3 separate regions of the Mus musculus genome follow, and regions 1 and 2 are each linked to region 3. A link is a loop called in an ENCODE intact Hi-C map of the cell type or tissue named here. Cell type or tissue: left cerebral cortex. All regions are shown on one strand.

Evidence for each region. A loop is a pair of places that touch in the nucleus more often than their neighbours do. Peaks named below come from ENCODE experiments on the same cell type or tissue, not always from the same donor. Only the 100,000 strongest peaks of a DNase experiment are listed, where the experiment ranks them.
Region 1: a loop joins it to region 3, with 6 times the contacts of the local background. A loop is called at or near these places in 8 of 42 quality-filtered maps.
Region 2: a loop joins it to region 3, with 3 times the contacts of the local background. A loop is called at or near these places in 13 of 42 quality-filtered maps.

What each region holds. Positions count from the first base shown.
Region 1 is chr4:45,011,768-45,019,767 of GRCm38, reverse strand. Zbtb5 (zinc finger and BTB domain containing 5) reads left to right here and starts at 7,356. Exons shown (of 2, transcript NM_173399.3): 1 at 7,356-7,544. Polr1e (polymerase (RNA) I polypeptide E) reads right to left here and starts at 1,159. Exons shown (of 12, transcript NM_022811.3): 1 at 976-1,159; 2 at 391-494. The coding sequence starts at 1,096. 1700055D18Rik (RIKEN cDNA 1700055D18 gene) reads right to left here and starts at 6,958. Exons shown (of 1, transcript NR_166789.1): 1 at 5,417-6,958. In left cerebral cortex, a CTCF peak has its summit at 3,950 (motif pointing left); DNase peaks (open chromatin) are centred at 3,938, 6,515, 7,184, 7,972 and 2 more places; H3K4me3 peaks cover 2,943 bases; H3K27ac peaks cover 1,361 bases.
Region 2 is chr4:45,767,456-45,775,455 of GRCm38, reverse strand. No RefSeq gene overlaps it. Among named protein-coding and RNA genes, the nearest start is that of Gm12409, 7.2 kb to the right of the region's middle. In left cerebral cortex, a CTCF peak has its summit at 3,573 (motif pointing right); DNase peaks (open chromatin) are centred at 3,628 and 7,343.
Region 3 is chr4:45,526,640-45,534,639 of GRCm38, reverse strand. It overlaps Shb (src homology 2 domain-containing transforming protein B), which reads left to right and starts at 3,812. Exons shown (of 6, transcript NM_001033306.1): 1 at 3,812-5,078. The coding sequence starts at 4,380. In left cerebral cortex, CTCF peaks have their summits at 3,866 and 6,568 (motif pointing right); DNase peaks (open chromatin) are centred at 4,448, 4,613, 5,079, 5,685 and 2 more places; H3K4me3 peaks cover 3,728 bases; H3K27ac peaks cover 1,310 bases.

The DNA.
Region 1 (8,000 bases), 510 kb after region 3:
AAGATGCTTCCTTAGCCTGCGGCATGAGGACATGGTGAACGTTCAATAAGGTCATGTAGGGGGACAACTTATGAAGCCAGGGGTGGGTGGTGCTGCACACCTTTAATCCCAGCACTACGGAGTCAGAGACAGGTGGTGATTCTCTGAGTTCAAAGCCAGCCAGGTCTATATAGTAATTTCCAGGATAGCCAGGGCTACAGGAAGAAACCCTGTCTGGAAAGATAAAGCCCATATAAGTGAAAAGCCCAAAATCTTGCTCCTCAGTGGGGCCAGAGTCTCATTTGCTACTCCTCCTTTCCTCCCCCCCAGGCCAGGTCTCCCATGTCTGCCCACACCAAGAACCTTTTGAGGTCTGCAGAGCCCAGACCATCTGTACCAGCAAGCACTTACCACGATCCGGTGACTCCTCTGCCTGGGGTTTACTAAGTCGGTGCTGTTGTACAAGGTGAAGCGCATGTCGCCCGGATTCTGCAGCTTCCCATTGGAGAACTGGACTGTAAGAGTGTAAGCCAAGAATAAGAGGCGAGGACCAGCAGGGTATGGATGGGGAGACCTGCACTGTGGCTGGACGCCGGTAGTGAAGGCAAGGGAGCTTAAGTCCGACTTTCGGGGGGCGGGGGGGTATGAAGAAAGCCCTGGTCCAGTTCTAAAGAGGGAGATGGAGGAGGGGAGGGGAAGTGACCTCTGGGCAGGGGTTGTGACAAAAGAGAACGACTGAGGAAATGCCATTAACTGGCAAGAGAGGAAACTCTGCTCCGTAGAGGGGGGAAAAGGGCAAATGAGAGAGCTGTGGAGATGTCAGGTCCCTGGGCACTGCCCTGAGACGAGTCCGAAGTGGTGACGATAGATGAATGCGGAGGGAAAAGGTGATGGTGGCAGGGAACCTGTCCCGGCTGCAGGCAGTGGGCTACCGTGGTACCCAGACAGAAGCGGAAAGGATTACGCGGAACTCCGCTCCGGGTCGGCGGTCTTTACCCAGCACAGCTTTCTGCCTGTCGTCGGGCTCTCCACAGTACAGCCACCTTGCACTCTGTAGCGCCTCTGTCTCCGTGTCTCCAGCCTGGTCATCCATCCCAGGAGACTCCAGAGTAGCCATGAGCTCGCCGGTTCACACGCGGACTCAAAAACCGGAAGTGACATTCTAGGCCCCGCCCAGGGTACACCAGCAGTAAGGCCACGCCCCTCACTGGATCGCGTCCCCGCCCACTCTTTGGTTCTTTCCCTTGAGGATCACACCCTCCCCCTTGCAGGAGGATGCAGTAACTCCCCTTTCGTCTCGGACCTCCAGGAGAGCAGCTTCACTTTTGTGTTGTATTGCTCACCGCAGGCTCTAAGCTGTGGGACCAGTCACACCAAAATCTCCAGAACTGTGAACCAAAATAAAAGAAACCGTTCCTCTTTATGAGCTGTCTTCATTTTGTGTTGTTATTGTCGTTTAAGGCCGGCTATCACCATGTGTGTAATCCTGGTTGGTCTGGAACTCATTCTGTGAAACATAATGGCCTCAAATTCACGGAGATTAGACCACCAGCTTTGTCTCACATATTTTGTTAAGGTAATAGAAAAAAACTGACTAATGTAGGGTTTCTCCCTGAGTAATTTCAATGCAGCCACCCAAATAAGAGAGCTAACAGTGATTCAACCATGTAATCTTGTAGTATTCAATTTCCCCAACGGCCTTGATACTGCCTTTTCAGCTAAAAGAGCCTGTCAGAAACCGTGTTGCAGCCTTACACTTGTAATCCCAGCATTTAAGAGCAGGGCTGCCATGAATTTGAGGCAAGTTCAAGTGAGAACTGTCACACATACACACAAATTATACTTTGCTTCTAGCTGTCACAACTCTTTGGTTGGAAGGTTACACTTTCTTTGACTCTACCCAGTGATTTTCTATTGATTCTTTCCAGAAAGGAAAAAAGAATATAAAAGGACTTAGTTAACTAATTAGTCATCCCCCCTTCTGTCAGAATCTTTTCCATACTCAGTTTATTTGAGGTTAGTAATGAATGGTAGAGCCTATTAGAAACATTTCACTTTTTAAATTATTAATTTATTTGGGTCCCAAGAGGGAATGTATGGTAAAGCAAAACTGCTCATCTGGTGGTCAAGGATGAAAGGAGGAAGAAGGGACTGAGGTCTCTGTTCCTTTTGGGCTCAGGTTGTCTTCAAACTCCACTTGTTCTGTGCCTGAGGGTGACTCCCCATCCTCTTGCCAAGTGCTGAGATTACATACACACACCATCACACCCAGCCAGAAAGAAAGTTTATTTCATTTCTTTCACTTCTGCACCTCCAACTCCTGAAAGGTCCTGTAAAAAAAAAAAGTGGGGGGGGGGGGGACCTCAGCAAATGTTGAGTGAGAGGTCTGGAAAAAGCTCAGTGGATAAAGGCACTTGCTACCAAGTTTGATGGTCTTCCTAGGACCCACCTGGTGGAAGAAGAGAGCTTACTCGGTAGCATACATCTGCATGCACACACAAAATAAATCAATGTAAAATAAAATTTAAAAATGAGCGAATGAAGGAAAGGGTAGGTAATAGAGTAGACCAGGTCATCAATCCTTGGAGCCTAACTAAGTCAGGGAGCGCACCTCAGAAATACTAATGTTCTTGCAACAAGTTAGCATAGGGTTTATACATAATAGATACTATGTATATGTTCACTGGCTACATAAAAATGGACACTTGTATGGAAGTTAAGAGGTGCCAAAGAGGGCTGGAGAGATGGCTCAACCGGTAAGAGCACTGACTGCTCCTCTGAAGGTCCTGAGTTCAAATCCCAGCAACCACATAAGCTCTGATGCCCTCTTCTGGTGTGTCTAAAGACAGCTACAGTGTACTTCCTTATAGTAATAAATAACTCTTTGGGCTGGAGCAAACGGGGCCAGCAAGAGGAGCAAGCAGAGGTCCTGAGTTCAATTCCCAGAAACCAAGTGATGGCGTCTCGACCCCTCTCTAGCACAGGGACACTATGGCTTTGCTATTCAAAGCACCATGGTCCTTGAAATGGTGAAATGGCAACATCACTACCTGGGGTTACTCTGTGCCTGAGGGTGACTATGATCTCCCCACCCCACCCCCCCACCCCCGCCAAAAGTGCTGGGACTACATAAATGCACCATCACACCCAGCCAGAACGTTTCTTTCTTTTCTTTCACTTCTGAATCCATCAGATCATCTGGAAATCAGCATGTGAGGTGGGTATAGTTGAAAGTTGGGAAGCTCTGTTACACCAGAGTGGTTCCCTTTTGGGGCACCTCTTTGCCAGGATGGCATAGTCACTGGAAGTCCTCTGCACTGGCTGCTTTCTTACTGGTAAGAGAGTGAGGAGGATTCCCAGAATTACCACAGGCAAGGATGCAAAAGATAGAGATTCTGTCTGGGAAAAAGAAGGGTTACCCATGGGCCAGCTGGGTCAGAATTGTAGTGCATCCCAACGTTGCTCAATTAGCTGACAGTCGTCAAAAATACACGGACAACATACATATATGTATACATTAAATAATAACTGAATTGGGACAGAAAGAATGTTAGGAACCTTTTTCAAGTAGCAATCTAAAGTCAAAAATTTACAGTGGCCTTCTTTGGGATTAAAAGCATGAATTATTAAAAGTATGTAAAATTAGCCAGGCGTGGTGGCACACGCCTTTGATCCCAGCAGAGGCAAAGGCAGGCGGATTTCTGAGTTCGAGGCCAGCCTGGTCTACAAAGTGAGTTCCAGGACAGCCAGGGCTATACAGAGAAACCCTGTCTCAAAAAACCAAACAAACAAAAGTAAGTAAATTTTACCATAAGAATCTTTGCTTCTTAAATTTAGTTTGGAAATTCAGAAACATCTTGCATTCTCTTTGAGTGTGTTTTTAAGAAAAGGAAAATTTGAATTTTAAGTTGGGGGTGGGGCTGAAACTTTTCCTGTTTTCTAGGGCAATATCTCCATCTGCTGGTGTTTCAGGATATTGCCGATGGAGGAGGAAATGCAAGGGAGAGCCTGGTTTGCAGGGATTACCCAGAGCTCAGAAACCAACCATTGTTCATCTTATTTCTCCGCTTCCTTTCTTGCACCAACATCTCTCTCCCATTCTCCTCTTCTGTGTCACCTTGATCTTCTGTCTTCTCCTCTCTTCTTCCTTTCTCTTCTTTCTCAGTCGATGCAGGCTGCCTGAGCAAGTCTTTGTAAGGCTAACTTCAGAGTGGATGGATTTTTGTTTGTTTCCTTTGCACGGAGCTAAATCTGCTACAGCTTCAATCCCTAACTGAAGCTCTGATCTTTGGGGCCATGGAGAGATTAACCATGTTCCTGTGCCAGAGGCTTGCAAAAATCCCTTCTCTTCCTCTTCTTCCGCTTTTTCTTTCTCCTATGCTTTCCATTCACCAGCTTCAACAACTCCTCCCAGCACTCTGTTGTTTCTCACACACCAACACTTAAAAACAGTTCTTTTTCATCCTCTGGGATGCCATACACCACTATACCTAGATCTGATGTCCCACATGCATCAGTACCAATCTGCCAGCAAGCTGCACAGAGCAGAGAGTCCATCCTCAACTCCCCGCCCTACAGACCACTATGTGCTCTTATTTAGTTATTTACTGACAGGGTCTTGGTATATGTCCCTGGCTGGCCTCAATGCACTCCATAGATCAGGCTGGCCTCTAATGGGTCAGTGGAATGTTGGCTTCCTAGTATTTGCCTGATTGTGTTCATTTCCACATATTTATACTTCTTGATAACTTTGGAATAGCAGTAAACAAAACAATAACTTTTCTTTGATAGGTTCTTATTTTAAGGCTACCCTTACACTCAGCAAGTAGCCCAGGTTAACTCAGAACTAGAACTCCCCTTCATTCTTCTGCTGATAGTCAGGATATAGGTGTGTACCCACACTCACAACAGAGAACAACAAAGGTGACTTTGCTAAATTGATGCTTTTAACTTTGTTAATGTTAAGTCACAACATTCTTGCAATATTCTTTAATAAAAAGATGAATTGGGGCCAATGAGGTGGTTCCGTGGGAAAAGGCACTTGCTGTGAAAGATTAGCAACTGAGCTCAACCCCTATAAACATCAAAGCGGAGACAGAAACAACTGCAGCAAGCTTTTCTCTATGTGCTGAGGCACCTGCATGCATGCACATGTGCACATACACACACGTACAACAATAACAGTAATAAATGAAACATGGCAAAAAAATTTAAAATAAAAACAAAGAGCTAGGCGGTGGTGGCACACGCCTTTGATCCCAGCACTCGGGAGGCAGAAGCATGCAGATTTCTGAGTTTGAGGCCAGCCTGGTCTACAAAGTGAGTTCCAGGACAGCCAGGGCTATACAGAGAAACCCTGTCTCAAAAAACAAAAACAAAAACAACAAAAAAAAGAATCAGTGCTTTATATTAAATCTTGTTAAACATATAAGTGTTCTCATTTTCATGACATTTATTAAATCATTAAAACAATTACCAAAATAACACATATTGGATGTATACTAGTATAAAACACAGAAACTATGGATAATAAAATTGTAGTAACCCATAATCTCACATCCCTTTAAGAGAGCCATTGCTAACATTCTGTTTCATCTCTTGGGTTTATCTCTGTGCATATGCACTTTTTCTTCTTTAACAGGGTCTTACTATATAATCCTGCTTGGTCTGTAACACATTGTGTAGACCAGGCTGGTCTCAAACTCAAACTCATAGTGGTCCATCTGCTTCTGCCTCCCAGTACTGGGATAAAATGTGTGAGCTACCACACCAGGTTCTATTTTTGTGTAATTATTATTCTACTGTATTCGGCTCTGTATGCTCTCTTAAAAAACATTTTGTAGTGGGAGTGGATGGTAGAAAAGGGAGAGAATGTCAGGAGCTAAAGGGTTAATCTGGAAAGGAAACTGGGATGAGGGAAAGGGGAGGGTATTGAGGGCATCCTCTTCCCCATTTTAACTGGTCAATAAAGGCTGAGGCCTGTAATTGGGCAGGGGAGGGGAGAGGTGGGAGGTCTTGGAGAGTAGGGACAGGTAGAGAGGAGAAGGGAAGGGGAGAGGACTGAAGAAGAGGAGGAGCAGAACCACGTGGCCAGGAGAAACTGCAAATAGCAAAGGGTCTCGCAGCTGGGGAATAAGTTAGCACAGTGCTAGAGCTGTCCAGTCTAGGTACATAGCTTATATTTATAACTGGATTGTGTGGTTTTTATATGGGTTTATTGGGGTTGGGAACTGGTGCAAACTAAGGATGGATGAAGCCCTAGGAAACCCTATTAGCTTGTGAACCAACTAAGAATTTTATACTATCCTTCACTTGGGAAAAGGGATTGCTTGCTTATTAATTGACTTAGTAGGGCTCATCCCTTGTGGCCTGTCCATTCTCACGCAGGCGTGAACTGAGCACAAGGACAGCTGAGCCCAAGCCAGGAGGTAGCTTTAGTCTACGGTTTGTTTGAATTCTTCCCAGGACTTTCCGAAACCATGGTGATAAGCCCAGTAAACACTTCCTCTTCCAAACTGCTTTGTTCAGTTTTATCAAAGTAACAGGAAAGCTATCTAGAACACATAATCTTGATTTTACTGCTCGGTGGTATACCGCAAGAGGCCAAGGCGGCAGCCGGGCCTTCCTCTTTCCCACCCGGTCCAGCAGACTCTTTTGCGGCATTGATAAGAGGGCTGAGCCCTGAAGTTTTAAGGTGGTGGCGACTGTAAACTTGATTCTGGAGTTGATGGCTTGGTGGGCACACGTCGGACTGAGTTCCGACCCTCCCGTTGCTATGCTGGACGTCTGGGCAACTGAGACGCGATGCGGGCGACGATCCACCCAACCACCATTAGACCGACGGCATTTCCTACTCATTGTGAAGCTCGCCATTCGTCTCACTCGGCTTCTTGGGGTTCCGTTTACATCTTTTCTCAAACCTACAAGTTAGAAGTAATCTCCAGCTCACAGCGAGAGGAAGTCACCTGTCCTTCAGACTCCAGGTCACAGTCAGCGCGAGCCAATGGAGGGACTCAGGGCTGGCAGTAGTCATTGCGATTGGCTCAAGTAGACGGAAAACACTAGCTTTCCTTATTCATGCTGAGTTCTGATTGGGCGTGACATAAAATAGCTTTTCTACAGGCCAAACCTGGTGTTGCTAAGTGATAAGTCCCGCCTTCAAAGATCTTTGAGAACAGTTTTACGGGCTGTAAGGCAAATTGTGATTGGTCAGAGCGCTCACGGATGCTGTGGTAGTAAACACAGCCGGGGTCCTGGGATGGCGGATTGGTCAGATTTTCAGAACGTCACTCCTACTGTGGCCCCGCCCTCCTGATGATTGGCCATTGGAGGCCTGTGGAGGCGGTGACATGGGTACCTCACATCCGTTTACTGTAGGCCTCCGCCGGGTCCTCAAAGAACCGCGCGAACGGGCTGAAGGAGCCGGGAGCGAGGGGCGGGGCGGGCGGAAGTCACAGCCGGGGAAGCCAGTCTGGACCTTCCCGCCTCCTTCCTCAGGGTCGGTCCGAGCGGAGGAGGGCCACCGCCTCCTCCTGCGAGGAGAAGGGGGGCGGAGCCCGGCTCAGGTGAGGCGACCCTATCAGCTAGAGTGGCCTGGGCGCGCGCGCGCGGGGCGCGCTCACGTGCAGGCGGTTGTGCACCGGGAGCGCGCCGAGGCATCGGGGAGCGCGCAGCCGTTCCGGGGCCGCCTGTCCACCCTGTCTTACTGCTGAGGGGTATTGTTACCCTTCGCCTCGGTGGGGCCAGGAGGGTGGTAGCTCAGTTCTTGTGCGCAGGCGTCCCCTGTGTCCCGACGCCCGGCTGTCGGTGCGGGGTGGGCAGGGACTAGTGCCCTGCAGATCTGCTGCTGGACATGGAGCCTCTCGGGATGCTGTGGGAACCCGCGCTCGGGATCTGCATCCTAGCGGGATGAGCCGAGGAGCGGCTGCCCTGCGGGATGGAGGCGAGTGGCTCTCTTGATCCTGCCCTGGGTCCTCCTGAGCGATGAGGTTTCGTTTCATCAGAGCAAGGCCATAAGCTGT
Region 2 (8,000 bases), 240 kb before region 3:
GAGGATACCCTGGGTTACATGAAGCCTTGTCTCAAACACACACACACACACATGCACATATACTCTCTCACTCTCTCACACACATACATACTCACATACACACAAACATACACACTCACTCACGTACACACCACACACACTCACACAAAATACACACACTCATATCACACACACACACACACACCCCGAAGATTTGGATAAAAGAAGAAGAAAAATCCTCTATAGACAACTAAGTGTTATTTTGTTACATTGCTTTCTAGATTCGCTCTGCATGTTTTTACACTATTCACATGATCTCTCTCCTATCAAGAGAATAAGCACATTCAGTCTCCTTGACATTTCTGCGATTTCTGATTTTTTTTTAGAGTCAGGCTTCTGTTGCTTCACGTCTTTGTGCATAATTGTACCTTTAATAATCTGTTTCCTTTCAGAAATTCCTTACACTTGTCATGAATTTCTGATCATTTCCTGGGCCATGGTTTCTCTTCTTTGTTCTCAGTGTCTCCTCAGGTGAGTGGTTCACACGTGTGTTTGGCTAATCCAGCCCTGACTCCCCCTCGACTTTTCTCATGAATTTAATAACGTAGATGAAAAGGGCCAATTCTTTGGAAGGCACAAACCACCAAAGCTTCTCTGAAGAAGCCGAGAAGAAAAGCCCTACACCGGCTGCACAAGTGAATTCAAAACTGAAGGCCCTCCAACAAAGGAAACCCCAGATTCTAATGGCTTTGCTGCGAGCCTAATACCGAGTGATTTCAGAAAGAAAGAGTACCAATCCTACACCAACTCTTATAGAAAATAGAAGAGGAGGAAACACTTCTCTATCATTTTAGAGGCCTAATGCCCTCCCTCCGAGCAGACAAAGACGGTCCTTACAGAAGGATAGCTACAGCCTAAAATTCCTCATGAATATAGATGCAAAAGAATCCTCAAGAAAATATTATCAAATCAGTGTGTGTAAAGATTGTTCAGAACCGACTCACTGGGAATGCCACACTGGGGAGCGGTGAGCAGACACTGAAGACAGAGAGAGGAGCTACAGTTGCAAAGCCCAGGGACTGCTTTTTCTTTGATACCCATCTCAGGTATCCCAGGTTGGCCACAAACTTGCTCTGTAGTCAGAGATAACCTTGAACTTCTTCTTCTTCTTTTTCTTCCTCTTCTTTCTTCTTCTTCTTCTTCTTGTTCTTCTGAGATGGGGTTTCTCTGTGTAGCCCTGGCTGTCCTGGAGCTCACTCTATAGACCAGGCTGGCCTCAAACTCAGAAATCTACCTGCCTCTGCCTTCCAAGTCCTGGGATTAAAGGTGTGTGCCACCACCGCCCAGCAACCTTGAACTTCTGATGCTTCTACTTCCACTGTCCAAGTGCTTAGATTCCAGGAGGGTACCACCACACCAGGTTTCCAGTTTCTGGACCCAGAGCTTTGTGCACGCCAGGCAAATACTGACTTACCTCCTAGCCCTGAACTTTTTGAAGTAGTAGAATAGTTCTGAGTCTTGAATGTGGTCTTACTAGCATGTGGTCACATGACTGTGTGTGGAACGCTATACCCCCTCACTCATGTTAATTACATGTAAATGATGTGCAAATATATGTAAACAACACCTCACTGAATTATGTAATATTAGTAATTGGATTTTTAAAATATTAAAAGGGAGCTGGAGAGATGGCTCCGCGGTTAAGAGCACTGACTACTCTTCCAGAGGTCCTGAGTTCAATTCTCAGCAACCACATGGTGGCTCACAACCATCTGTAATGGGATCTGATGCCCTCTTCTGGTGTGTCTAAAGACAGCTGCAGTGTACTTACAAATAATAAATAAATATATCTAAAAAAAAATCCCAAAATATTAAAAGGTCATCTGTATTTTCATTTGTAGTATTCTGGAAAAGGCAAAATTGAAGGGATGGCTATAAACTGGGCTGGGGTTGTAAAGGGTGAGACTCTAGGGAGGGGTTGGAAAACACAGGGGCAAAGACAGGCAGCATTTGGAAGTAAGGGAATATGAAACTGGTTTTTCTTTTTTTTGAGGTGGGATCTCACTAAGTAGCTCTGGCTGTCCTGGAACTTACTACATGGATCAGGCTGGCCTTGAACTCACAGAGATGTTACTGCCTCTGCCTCCTGAGTGCTGGGATTAAAGGTGTATGCCTCCACAGCTGTGGACAGTGGTGGATACAGGACTATCTATGGTCTCCAGACTATGCCTAAAGAATGATTTTAATGATTATAAAACCTTAATAGACTTGACTTTTTCATGTTTTTATTCCTGCATTGGACATTCTTGCTCTGCCCACCACGTGCACACATTTTTCTCAAGGCGTTGATTGATGCCTGTCAGACTATCCCCAAATGCCTTGTTTTTTGTCTGTAAGACAGAGATTTGAGTCTTATATCAATATCCCTTAGTGGAGAAGAGCGTGCCTTTGAGATTTGATGATGCGGGATTCAAAGTCTGTCTCCACTACTGCGGAGATGTGTAATGCATGTGACGCTAGAGTATCATTTCCGGTTGGCAGAGGTGTTAGTCAGGCTTCTGTGCCTGTGGCAGAGGCTCTGGATTACCAAGAAGGTTCATTCTGGCTCACGGTTTTGTCCCGTGACAAATAGAGTTGGCTCTATTATGTTGGCAGCATAGAACGTAGTGGTAGAAGCCTGCTCACCTGGAACCCAGGAAGAAAAGCAAAAACAAAACAAAACAAAACAAAACTAGAAAGACAGGACCTGTGATGTAGTTTGGCAACTAAAGGTTCTTGCCTCTAAGCCTGATGACCCAGGTTCTGTCCTCAGAAGCAGGATAGTAGAGGGAGAGAATACAAACCCTGTAATTTCCCCATGTGTGCTGTGGAATGTCCCTGTCGTTGCACCAAACCCTCTCCTGTCTCCTGGTATTCCTTCAATGGCCCAATAAGGCAAGTATTGTTATTACAACTACATAATCTGCTGTTATGGTTCTGATCTTGACTGTCCCCTCAAAGGCCAGCATGCTGAAGGCATAGTCAGTCCCCAGGCTGTGGCCCTTCTGTCTTTGCCTTCCAAACATGAATTTGCAGGTACGAGCCACTACATCTGCTCTTCCGTTTTAGACAGGTGACCTACTTTCACCTCTAAGTTGATGACCCATGCTTTCTGACAGCAATAGGAAACAAGCATACATACCATCTCTGCTGAAGGTCCCCTTTCCTAGACTAGGAGGATTTTATAAGGTACCTGAGGGGCAATGGGCTAGAGATACCCTTGAACTGGTGCCAAGGAGGCTGATAGAGCATGCAAGCTCTCAGGAGTGTGCACACGAGGTCGCTTCTGACCCTTCTGGCTGAGAGGAAGCCCAGTGATCCTGTCCCCACCCCAGAAAAAGAGCCCCTTCACAATGTCACCATGAGACAGCTGCCTGTGTTGAGCCTGCTATCTTCATTCTCTGTTGAGCGTGTACCCTAATCCAGGAGCATAAGCCTGGACACACACACCCTTTCTCAAGGAAAACCCCAGAAGCTTTGCCCTGCACATAACCAGAAACTCTTATTTTGAATCGGACATAATTTTGAGCATGCCAGTTTGTTTTATTTGTGGCTGCATTCCAACAACGTCCACCGGAGGGCGCTGGGTCTATGTTTATAAGGGGCTCTGAACACAAAGCTGGGCATCCTCGGGCCTCCCAAACACTTAAGCAAACAGGACAAAGACTTCTGTACACACAGGAGCTCACACCCAGGCACTGGGGACACAGACTCCCAGACCCAGAGCACCCACTTCCACATAAGTCTGCACATCTCTCTATGTGCATAGACACCCTAGAACATATGCAGACAAATGTATGCATGAACACAGTCAGGTACAGCACACATTCACAACTGTGAATAGTACACACACACACACACACACACACACACACACACCAGCCCAGATTTATACATAGCCAATTACCTATTGGCAGACAATCACAGCCACGTGTAAAATGTCATAAACACACATTCAGATGCAGAGATGCGATTATGCACGGGAAGAGCCGCAGACAGACACGCATGTCTAAATAGCAACACACCCAGCCAGGTAAGGACTCCTTGCCCAGGCCTTTGTTATCTCACTTTGGTGGAAAATGCAGTCCCTCGAGGGCATGGCTAATGTTGTGCTGTTTTCTAAGAAAAACAATGGAAATGTCAACTTCTTAATCCCAACGGAAACTGTACTATTCGTTAAATGTTAATGAAGGGCATTTTTGAGGACAAGCTGTCTCTTAAAAGGAAGGATAGCCCTGCTCTGACAAGGAGGAAACCCCAGCTACAGTTCTACAAACACCTTATTAACATATGGAAAGCTCCGAGACGCTCTAAAGCGCCTTTGGTTCCTACAAAGAATTTCTGAAGCAAATTCAACAGAAAAACATGGATGGGGGAGAAATGGCGTAAAGTTGAAGAACAAAAAAATCCAAACAAACCCCTCTTTCTTAGGGGTGATAAAGAAAGGTGGAGATGACTGTCAGGTGGCCAGGTCTGGAAATTTGCCTTTGTAAAAACAAAATGGTTAAAGGAAGGAAAATGTGAAAGGCAAGAGGAAAAAGGGCCCATAAAGACAGCTGCTTCCATGAAGCGGCAGAGCTAAGAACACACAACCAGGAAAGCACAGCCCTTGGGGCCACCCAGTCCTGCTGTGCAGCTCAGAGGGCGGGGTCTCTGGTGCAGGGGAGGTCAGGGGTAGGTGGGGACTGACCGGGCAGTGTCTCCCAGACGTAAGCTGCCCACTGCTGCATCTTTTCCACAGACCCCCTCAAGAGGTAGGATACAGGGACCTGGGGTCTGGCTCAGGAGACACAGATCTATGCAACCCCTATGTTGAGTGGCACTGGCAGCTCCCTGGACCCTGGTCTTCTCATGTGTGCCTCGAGAAAATGCCCTCTCTAACCACTTAATGTCCTCCTCTTCCGGACACTTGCTCACATAAGCTTCCATCTCGCGTCTCGCTGTCTCCTGTGACCAGAATCATTGAAAGTGGCTCTGTGAGTGCATTTAACCAAGTGCTGGCTGCAGCCTGCAGCCCATCGGCTCCATCCCACTGAACAATAGCTCAGGAAGAGATAAAAGGCATTCATCAGACAGCCAGGCCCAATTATCATGTCACACTGAATGAATGTATTTTAAAATCTTTTCTGACAAGAAAATGTTCCAAGTAGGTACCTTCAAATTAGCTGGAAAATCCAGAAAATTTGCTATTAGACCTTTTTTTTAAGAATCTTTATTCCCCCCTACTGTTCCGAAGGAATTCCTTGGGTGTTAATAATTCCTTCTAAGAGTCTGCCCCTGTGCCTCCCGCTGGGACTGGAATATTCTAACTGCCTGCCCCACTCCCCAGAAGCCACTACAGGGACAATGTAAACTGTGGCTCTGGTGTGAATCACTTGTCCATCAGCTACCTTCAAGTGTCAGGTGCAATTCAGTTCTGTTCTGCCAGCACTCCCAGACCTCTGTTTATCGTCCATTAGCCCTGCCAGAGTGGAGTCCACCCGGGTGACCTTGAAGGGAGACCTCCACCTAAGGCCACATTTTCAAACAGCAAGTTGATTTTGAAACCAAATCTGACTGCTTATCTGTGTGACCTTGAACAAGTGACTTCACTTCTGAGTCCCTTTTTTTTTTTTTTTGCTTTACCTCTAAAAGTCAGGAGATGTCACCAAATTCCTGACACACTACACTGTAGTGAGGAGGGACCTTTTCCTGGAGACGCAGAGGCTTTCCCTCTGGCCCACAGTGTGATCAGGACTGGCATGTCAGGCTGGTTTTGTGGCTGGGGGGTGTGAGTTCCTCACAGCACATAACTATTCATCTTTATTACTAGAATCCTGTAGCAGGTGGCTCTCTGGGCTGAGAGGAGAGTTCTCTGTCCTAATGAGAAACTGCAGCTTGCAGGAGTTCAAGATTTGGAGAAGGGAGAACAGGTGCTCGGTGGGTGGGAAATTGAACTGTGGAGTCAGTTTGTAAATGAGAATAAAGTGGCTTGCTTCACCCCAACCCCTTCATGGTTTTTGCTTGCCTGCTCGATGTGGTGTTTGTTTGTTTTCACAACAAAGTCTCCTGTAGGCTGGCCTTGAGCTTACTATGCAGCCCAGGGTGACCTTGGCTTTTGATCTTGCATCATCGGACATGCCAAGCTTATGTGGCACTGGGGAACACAAACCCAAGGCGTTCGTGTTTGTCCGTGTGTTTGATGCCTGCTTGGCAAGCACCCGGCCCACTACACTGCAACTCCAGCCTTTATTCAGGGGACAGGCAGTTGTTAGGGTCCTCGTTTGCAGTGGCAAAACCGCAGGGTCTGCTGAGCCGTGTGTCCCGCTCTGGGAAGAACAAAACATCCTCCTCCGTTACAGGACCGACTGCGTGGAGCACCATGCTTTCTCTACACCTCTCTTTGTCTGTTTCACTCTGACAATTAACAGGAGACGTTTCAGCTCTTCTGCCAGCACCCAGGGACGTGGAGCACAGACAGCAGAACCCTGCTAGGAAGACACCGCACATTTCCACAGTCCTGCCTTCCCTCGAACAGCCAAGGGAGGCTTCAGGCCAGGAGGTGACCTCCGACTCCCCTGCATTTTCTGAGTTTCATAGCAGTATGTCCAGCTGACCCATGTAGATATCCCTGGCTGGCTGGAAGCATGGGGATTACCTAGTGTATAGAGATCTGTTTTCTAGCGTCTCTCATAGCCGATGTGCTAGGTCCATGGGGTCTTCAGAGGTGCTTGCTGCCCTTCACAGTCCACAAGGGACGCCAAATGAATGTATAGGTCACGTATAGAACTCATCTGCCCTGTCACAGATAGGGAAACTAATGCCTAAAGATGAGTTTCCCTTCCACTGATGGCTACGTCATGGCAGAGCCCATGAGACAAACAGACACACAAAGACATTGATGTCATCCATGTGGCTTTTGAAAGACAGGCAGGAGAGGATGGGAGTTGCATCTGGCCAGTGGGAAAAGCCTGGGAAAGACCATGCTTAGGAACACGGGAGACTTTTAGCTGGATTCAGCTAGGATGAAGGAGTGTGAGAGCCGGAGGAGCAGCCAAGGCAGTCAAGGTAGGCTGTGCAATGAGCTGAAGAGGCGTGGCACCACGTGACTGTTGAGAGAATGGGAAATAGCAGGAGGGCAGGGTTAAGAGTTTGATCATCATGGAAAGCTAAGTGTTGGATGAAGTTCACAGACAAGTCAGTCCATCTAACACCGAGTGAGATGAGCAAGTCCAGGCTGGGCCCCCTGCCAGAATCTGCATCGTGTGGGAGAGGGGAAATGGAATCTAGGAGGCAGCAATAGGAGATCATCACCCTGGGCCAGGCACAGGCTGCTCCTTCCTGGGCATCTCTCCTCTGAGCGCTTCGAGGCAACACCTTTGAGAGACAGCCGCAGAGGCCCACCGCTGCCAGCTCCTTCCTTATCTCTCTTGTAAACACAGATGTTTTACCGCCTTGTCAAAGGCAAGGCTCTTCCAGCCTACCCTGGGGAGAACAGAAATTTCAACCCCTTCAGCCTGGACACATGCCAGATGAGATCTCTGCCTTACACTCAGAATTGCAGAAATCTCTTCTTTGAAAGCCGAGGAAGGCCACCCCAGGCCTGGCGGCTGTGTGCAGGATAGATGGGATTCGGATAGAAAGCCATCTCCCTCCCTTTGGACCAAAGGTACTGATGGAAGGCTGGGCTGCACAGGGCTGCAAACCTCTGCTGTGAGGGAACTTCTCCAATAACGGGAGTTAATTCCCGAGAGTGCCTTTTGCTCTCCTGTCCGGTGATTTCAGACATTACTGGAGGATCACCCTGCACCTTTTGAAAGCCCTCAATGTCACCAAAGCCGAACTGTAGGGTGTATTCTAGGCTTCAGGCCCTTCCCTGCCACCAGGACCCATTAGTTATCACAGACCTGGTACAGAAAGCCACAGAGCTGCTCCTAGAACATGGACACCCCCATCAAGGACTGTGGAGTCACTTCAGTCATGGGCCATCCATTGTCTGGTTT
Region 3 (8,000 bases):
TGCCTTCACCATCCAAGAGCCATTGCAGAAGGTCTAAGCGAGCTAAACAGGGGGAAAGACTATAGGCTCCACACTGAGCAAGTGAAGGGTGAGGTCCTTGAGGCCTGTTCATAAAGACAGTGGTCACCTACATTGGCACCCTTGTAATATTAGTACTTGAGAAAAGGAGGCAGGGAGAAGAATTCAGAAATAGCGCATTTGAGGCCAGCCTGAACTACATGATGCCCTGTCTTTAAGAAGAAAAAAAATCAAAATGTCACTCATTCTTCAATGTAATCCCAGGTATCTTTTCAAAGAAGTTCTTTCTACCACGGTCTTCTCTAGCCATTCTCCTGCCCTGCCCTTGTCTTGCCTTGTTTCAATTACTGGGAAGACACAAAACTGATATTTGAATTGTCCCAGTGCCTCTGAGGCCTCATATGGCCAGAAATATCTGAAAAACTATCTAAGCATGGTGGTGCACATTCAGTACTTGGGAGGCCAAAGCAAGGAAAGTGTGTCAAGTTCAAAGCCAGCTTGATCCACATAGGGAGTCCATGTTAACCAGGGCTACATAGTAAGACCCTGCTCCCCTAAAAGAAAGACAGAGAAGGCCGGTGTGCTAGTCCACACCTGTTATCCCAGCACTGGGGAGATGGAGGCAGAAGGAACAGGAATTTGAGGCTAGTGACACCAGCATACTGAGTTTATGAATCTGAGGCCAGCCTGAGGTATCTAAGACCCTGCCACAAACAACAAAAATTGAAAGAGTGACTGCCAGTGGACTGAATGGTGTTTTATATAAGGAATAGATGAACCCCTTGAGTTGGTAACATCCTTTGGAGCCTCTCTACAAATGTCATTTTCTTTGTCCTGGTGCTAGGAGGGACAGAAAAAGCAGCTGCCACGTTTGGCCCTTTGCCCTGGGTCTAATGGGGGAAGCAGAGATGGAGCAGAAACTGAAATATGGCTATCTTCACCTACCCCATCCTCCAAGAGAACTGGGGGCAGTGCAGGGAGGAGGGGACAATGCCAAACCTGTCAAAGGAGGTGTCAATGTCAAACCAGGGGTTAGCAGTAGAACTTGGCAGTAGAGCAAGTATGAAGTCCTGAAGTCCTGTTATGGGTCTCTGACACTGGGGGGAGGGGGGAGGCTTTATTTACAGCATGACATAGGGTGGGGTTTGTGACAACCAGAAAAATGGCTATCAATCACAGCAGTTCCTTTTTTTTTTTTTTTAAGATTTATTTATTGATTATATGTAATTACACTGTAGCTGTCTTCAGACACTCCAGAAGAGGGAGTCAGATCTCATTACGGATGGTTGTGAGCCACCATGTGGTTGCTGGGATTTGAACTTCGGACCTTCGGAAGAGCAGTCGGGTGCTCTTACCCACTGAGCCATCTCACCAGCCCCACAGCAGTTCCTCTTGACTGTTTCTCTGCCACTGGTCCCAGTTTCTCCTCTGTGAATCCTGGAAGCTGTGACTGGAGAGAGAGAGCTCATCTTCTGGCTACTCTGATGATTTTCCTACAAGCATCTGTCTCCCTGAAACACAAGGCAGGATGCTTCTCCATTATCTTCCTGAAGATTTTATGTTTCTCTTCAGAATTACTATTTCTGACTCCATCTCTGAAGGTGTGTCTCTATACGCAAAGGAAAACACCCAGAGACATCTTGCTTGTATCAAGTAAATACCACTTTAGGCCAGCCACCCCATCTGTAAACCAGGAATAAGATCAGATTGCAGGGATACTGACTGGGGTTAATTATATACAGTGTTTAGGGGCCAGGCAGTTACACAGGGACTCTGGAAGCTCTTGGCATAATACTATAGCATTACAATAATTCTGGCTTGCAAATTATAGCCCAGAAGAAACCTTACAGGAGCGACAACTCTGACTCTGTGGCCAGCTGAAAGCAGAATGTGAAAAAAATAAGTTGTGAAATACAACTTCGCTTCCTAAACCTTCAGAAAAGCAAGATACTGTTTCCATGTGCAGCACACATGCAGGGAGCAGAGAACAGGCCTCCAGACCCTGGGGAGGACTTTCTTGGCCCAGGTGGCCTGGCTGACTGCCAGGATCTGGCTTCCTTTCCTTCCTGAGCCTAGAAGCTGGAGGGAGGGGGCGGGACGGGGGTGGGGCTTAAAACGAGGATGTCCTGGTCGGTCAGGTTTTTTCCCCTTAATTGGGGCCTCCCTCCATGCAGCATGATTAAGTGCTTGCGCAGCAGAGCAAGGATTTAAAGGGTAATTTGAGACATATAAGTGTAGGGATACCCAAAATAAGCATCTCAGCATCAACTTCTGGGGTCTCTCCCTATCTATGCTCCACACACCAAACGTTCAGCCTTGTCCTGTGTGCAGAGTTTAAGACTATTTCCTAAGGATGCTAAATGAATAGGTCTCAGGTAAGAAATAAGTGGGAATGTTATCGGAGATTGTTGGGGTTCAGGTAGCAGTGGGGTTTGGGAAATTCAAGTGGTCTTAGGGAACGAGAGAGGCAAGTAGTCTGACTACGTGGGGCTGAGCAGATAGATTGGAGCCTTCGGAGTCATGGGTCTGCCTTTTTCTAGTGTGGTGTCGCTGGAGCCTGAGTCTGGTAGGTCGCAGGGAGAGTTTGGAAGAGGTCACATTGTGCCTTACCAGGTCCCGAAGTCTCAGGATGAGAGTCTGACCTCCAGTACTAGCAGATCCTGGATTTGCTCTCTACTTCGATAGGTTACTGTTCCTACAGGACACAGGAAAAACAGTGTGTCCAACCTATATATAATGTACAGGTGACAGGTGAAATTACGGTCACAGTGTGTTATTTTGGCAAATCACCATTCTGAAGGACGGTTTCAGCTCAGAGGTACTCAAGGGGGATGGGGGGTGGGGCTGGCCAAATAGAACTTCCAAACATATCTAACATCTAGAAGGCAGATATCTTATTTCATTTTCAGGCAGTATTTTGTTCTTGACAAGGCTCCTGCTACCCCCTCTGAGAGCAGACTCAGAAAGCTACCCCCCTTTGGCCTGGGTTTCCTCACGTTTGGATAATAACTCCATTGTCTTAAGTTACATCATCACAGTGCCACCAGATCCTAGTCATCCATGTATAATCTACCTCGGGGCCTCAGTTTCTCCATCTGGAAAACTGTCTCTGGATTAAATAGAGTCTCGCCAGCTCCGGCAACCTTAAGCGTTAAATGTTTACATAGCTGGTTCCACTAGGTTGGCAGTGAACAGGGTTAAAGCCCCACTTCCTAGAAGGTGAAAAGGTAAGCAAACAGTCCGACCTCCCCTTAGCCTTGCTCAGGGATTGGTGCCCCGCCTGGTCCCAGCCGCCTATCCCGTCCGGATCCGTCATCTGGATTGCTAATACACTCATTAGCATAAAGAGTTTTTCCGAAGACCCGGCGCCGGAAAAGCTGAACCGGAGTCTCTGTCCCTTTAAAGAGAAGAGGGACAGCCACTCTCTCATTTTAGGGCATCTCCTCTGCATGGTCCTCTCGGTCAACTAGAGGTCGTGCGTTAGTCCAGCCTGCCTACCACCTCGATGGTGGACATCCATTCCTAGAGTGCACGGCGCGTGGGCCCCCAGGGACTGTGCTGACTGCTTTGGCTTCAAAGAGCCGCAGTCCCTGCTGGAGGGAGGCACGGCCTGCCAAGCCGCAGGACGCGGGCGCCCTAGGGCAGGACCCCGGAGCTGGCGCCCAGGCGGCCGCAGGAGGTGGCTCGTGCAGTCGTGAGGAGGTTCCTGGCTGCACGCGGGGGCGTGGCCTAGGAGGGGCGTGGCATTGGCGGAGGGGTGGGGCCTGCGGGAAGGGGCGGGGCCGCGGCGCTGGGCGGGTTCTGGCGGCCGAGTGTCACACACGCGGCGGCTCGGGAGGCGGCAGCAGAGGCAGCGGCAGAGCCAGGCGCCGCCGGGACGGGCAGGGGCGCGCGGGCTCCGCCAGGCGCCGGCCGCCTCCCTCATTCGTTCGCTTGTTTTCCGACCCGCAGTGGGGCCGGGCTCGCCCCCGTGCACTCGAGAAGCCCGCAGCTGGCCGCGGCTCGCACGGGGCAGGGGCGCGCTCCGCGAGGGTGGGGGCGCTGGGTGCGGGCGTGCGCGGCGGGGGGCGCCTGGCCTTCCGCTCTAGGCGGCCCGGGTCCCTATGAGACACGTCTGTGCGGGGCGCGAGATCCAAAGCTCGGTCGGCGCGCGGCAGGGGCGGAGGGCTGTGCAGCAGCGGCCGGAGCCAGGCGGCGGCCGGCAGGAGGCGGCGGCTGCGAGAACTTGAACTTGGCGACCGGTGCCCCGCACGCCCCCCACCGGGGCAGGGGCGTTGCGGGACTGGGCGACAGCGTTGTCCCCCGAATGGCCGCGGCGGCGGACCGGGCTCGCGCGCCGCGGCCCTAGGCGGCCCTTCGCCATGGCCAAGTGGCTGAACAAGTACTTCAGCTTGGGCAACAGCAAGACTAAGAGTCCGCCGCAGCCGCCGAGGCCGGACTACCGGGAGCAGCGGCGCCGGGGCGAGCGACGAGAGCAGCCCCCGCAGGCCGTGCCGCAGGCCTGCTCGGCGTCCTCGGCGTCCTGTGGGTCGGCCGCCGCCTGCTTCTCGGCCTCGTCGGGCTCTCTGCCCGACGACAGCGGCAGCACGAGTGACCTCATCCGCGCCTACCGCGCGCAGAAGGAGCGCGACTTCGAGGACCCGTACAACGGGCCGGGCTCGTCGCTGCGCAAACTGCGAGCTATGTGCCGCCTGGACTACTGCGGCGGCGGCGGCGGCGGGGACCCCGGCGGGGGCCAGCGCGCCTTCACGGCGGCAGCGGGAGCTGCGGGCTGCTGCTGCGCGGCGGCGGGAGCGGGCGCCGCCGCGTCCTCGTCCTCATCCTCCGGCTCCCCGCACCTCTACCGCAGCAGCAGCGAGCGGCGGCCGACGACGCCGGCGGAGGTGCGCTACATCTCCCCTAAGCACCGACTCATCAAAGTGGAGAGCGCGAGCGCTGCGGGGGACCCTCCGGGAGGCGTGTGCTCTGGCGGCCGTACCTGGAGCCCGACGACCTGCGGAGGCAAAAAACTGCTCAACAAGTGCTCCGCCGAGGAGACCGGAGCTGGTCAGAAAGATAAGGTAAGCTCCAAAGCTATTGGTGCGCTTGGGGAACTGAGGCACTGCCACGTTTCCCATCCCTTGCATCAACTTTGCTCTGGCATCCTGGGGTCTAGGCTACAGCGCTCATTTTGCCAGATGGTGATTAGACTCCGACTCTTTGGTTCCTGCTCCCCAAACGCACCCTTGCGGATCCCAGAGCCAGAGCGAGAGCACCCCGTCTAACTACCCAGAAGACAGACCCAGCCAGCCCTTCCGGCTCCCCCAGTAAAGTTAGCAGCGGCTGGCCTAAAAGAGCATTTACTCTCGTTTACCCCGGGGTCCCTGTAGTGGTCCCCCTCCCAGATGCAGATGGGAATTGAGGTCTAGAATGGGAAAGGGAATCTCCGGGTCGTAGATTTCCTTATTGGCTGTCCCAGAATATCTGTATGTGTGTAAATGCTTCTAAACGTCCCACTCTGCGTGCCAGGTTTCCGAAGCCAAGCGGCCTTTTGTACTAGAGCGATATTGGGAACCCCCATGCAGGCTTTTCCGGTGTTAAGGTTCGTCCTCCCAGAGAATTTACCCATCTGGCCTTTCCCACCCGCTCTCCCCAGCTCCGCAGGCAGTCTGCTAAAAAGAGACCCTTCTCTGCCCACTTCATTCTCTTTCCTGATTCCATCCCTGTAGTACCGTCTCGGGAATGAGAAGCCTTTGTGGCAATCCCCTGCCGAATCTATCAGGCCATCTTGTTCCCTGCTTCATAACAAGGGAGTTAATTACAGGCAGGCCCCTCTACTCTTCCTTCCCTTCACACTCCTGAGTTAACCTCCCTTCCCCCATAAAATACTTGTTCTGCCCACTTCTCGCTGAGGCAGTGTTTTGATTAAATCTGAGGCCCAGTGAGAGATCTTCACGGCAGGGTTGCTTGGCTGGCCGGCCCCTGCTTTGCCTGCGTTCTTCCCCACACTCTCCTTGCAAGCTCAAACTTTTGCCTGGACTGATAGAGATTGGCTAGCCTAGCAGGGAGACATTTCCTACCTGTCAGCGGGTGCTTGGCAAGGCTTCTTTTTGCTTTATGGGAGAGGTGAGGAAGGATATGCCCTCCTGAAAAAGTTGCCTGTCTGGTCTCCCTGGGGTCATCCTGCATTGTCTGCCCAGGATGGATGGTATGAGCAGCCTGAAGGAGCCTATGTCCCCAGGAACGGTGTGGGCACACACCTTGGAAACGCATACTCTTTGTGCTTCCCAAGTATCCAAGATGCCACACTGAGAACAGAGAGCTGGAAGCCCTGGTGACTCATACAGTCACCAAGGGTACAAGAGGAGAGATGTCCCTGAGAAGAGCTGAGCTATTGGGCTTGTGGTTGATGTTTTCTGGAAGTCAAGCTTCCTGCAGCTTCATATGTGGTGGGCTCACTGGGTGAGCTTTGAGCTTTTCCATATGAAAGTGAGGAGAGAGCTTTCCAGAGAGGTTTGCAGCCCACCTCACCTGACTCAGCATCCCTAGTTGCCCAAGACCACTGCCCCCCAGGGGGCAGACTTTCCTTGTTTACTGCTTGTGGTTCAGCCTGCTCTCAGAAATCTTTGTGTGGCTTTCAAATTTGTTGTAAACATTTTTCCCCCCAATTAGAGTTAAGACTTACAGATGCATAGTAATCATACTTTGTAGCTGGAATGTCAAGTGTGCCTAAGACTTGGCTACATTGTCACAATATTTCCCATGGGTCTTTGCTCTCCTCTTCCAGGTGCTGGAAGGGGGATCCTGAGCAGGGTATGTCTGTGTTGAGTGCTGTGACAGAGGGCACCCTGTGATGGGGCCTGGTGTTAAATGGGGTTTCCATTGTTGACCTGGAGCCAGGAGTGATCAGGGGATGGCTGGAGAAGTGTCTGGTGCTTAGAGAACTGCAGGTATGAAGTCTTATGTGGTTGGAACGGAGAGGTTAGAGTTGGACAGGACCGGAGAGGGGCTGCAGGGCCTGGGCCAAGGAAGGTAAACTGAGTTGAATGGTGGTAAGAGATACAGTTTTAAAGAAACACTCTCTCAGGGATGGTTTTCCTTTCTCATGTTGAAGCTTTGATCTTTTAAAAGTGGTCTCTTCTGGGAGACAAGGGAGGATGTTACCAGATGTTCCTTCTGTCATGAGAAAGAGAGGCAGCAAGGGAGTGGTTGCAAGACAGAGTGTCCTGGAAGGCTGGCTGGCTTGGAAGGCTGGCTTGGACACTGCTTTATTTACTTTCTAGATAAGACTAAAACAATGCTGACCCTAGTCACTAGGTAGCCAAAGATGGGCTTCAGTCCCCCTTTCCCTTCCTCCCTCTTCCTTCCTTCCTTCCTTCCTTCCTTCCTTCCTTCCTTCCTTCCTTCCTGTTTTTAGAAACAGGGTTTTTTTTGTGTGTGTGTAGCCCTGGATGTTCTGGAACTCATTTTGTAGACCAGGTTGGCCTCTGCCTCCGGAGAGCTGGGATAAAAGGCATGTGTCACCACTTCTCAGTGGGGATTACAGGTATGAACCACATCTAGTTTTGTGCAGTTCTGGAGATTGAACCCAGGGCTTTGTAATGCTAAGTAAGCAATTCTACCAAAGGACCTCCATCCTCACCCCTCCTCTGCAACTTCTTAAAGCCCTACACACATTTGTTTTTATAGACTTTTTGACAGCTTTCTACATAGATGCAAATGTATCTTGATCACGCCCACTCTTTGCTCCCCACTCCCTCTCTACCCCCCCCCCACACACACACACTTGCTGTTCCTACCTTAATCTCCTTTTTAAAAAAAAATCACCTACTGAGTCAAATTAGTGCTGCCTGTATGGGCATGGGCAAAGTACCAGCTGCACCCCCCACTGCAACCCCTGCTCCCCCAAGCTTCCCTAAGAGCTGCCAGTAGCTCCCCAGCGACCTCCGACCCATGCTGGAATGGTTATTGACTGGCTTGATCTTGTACGGGTCTTGTGTGGG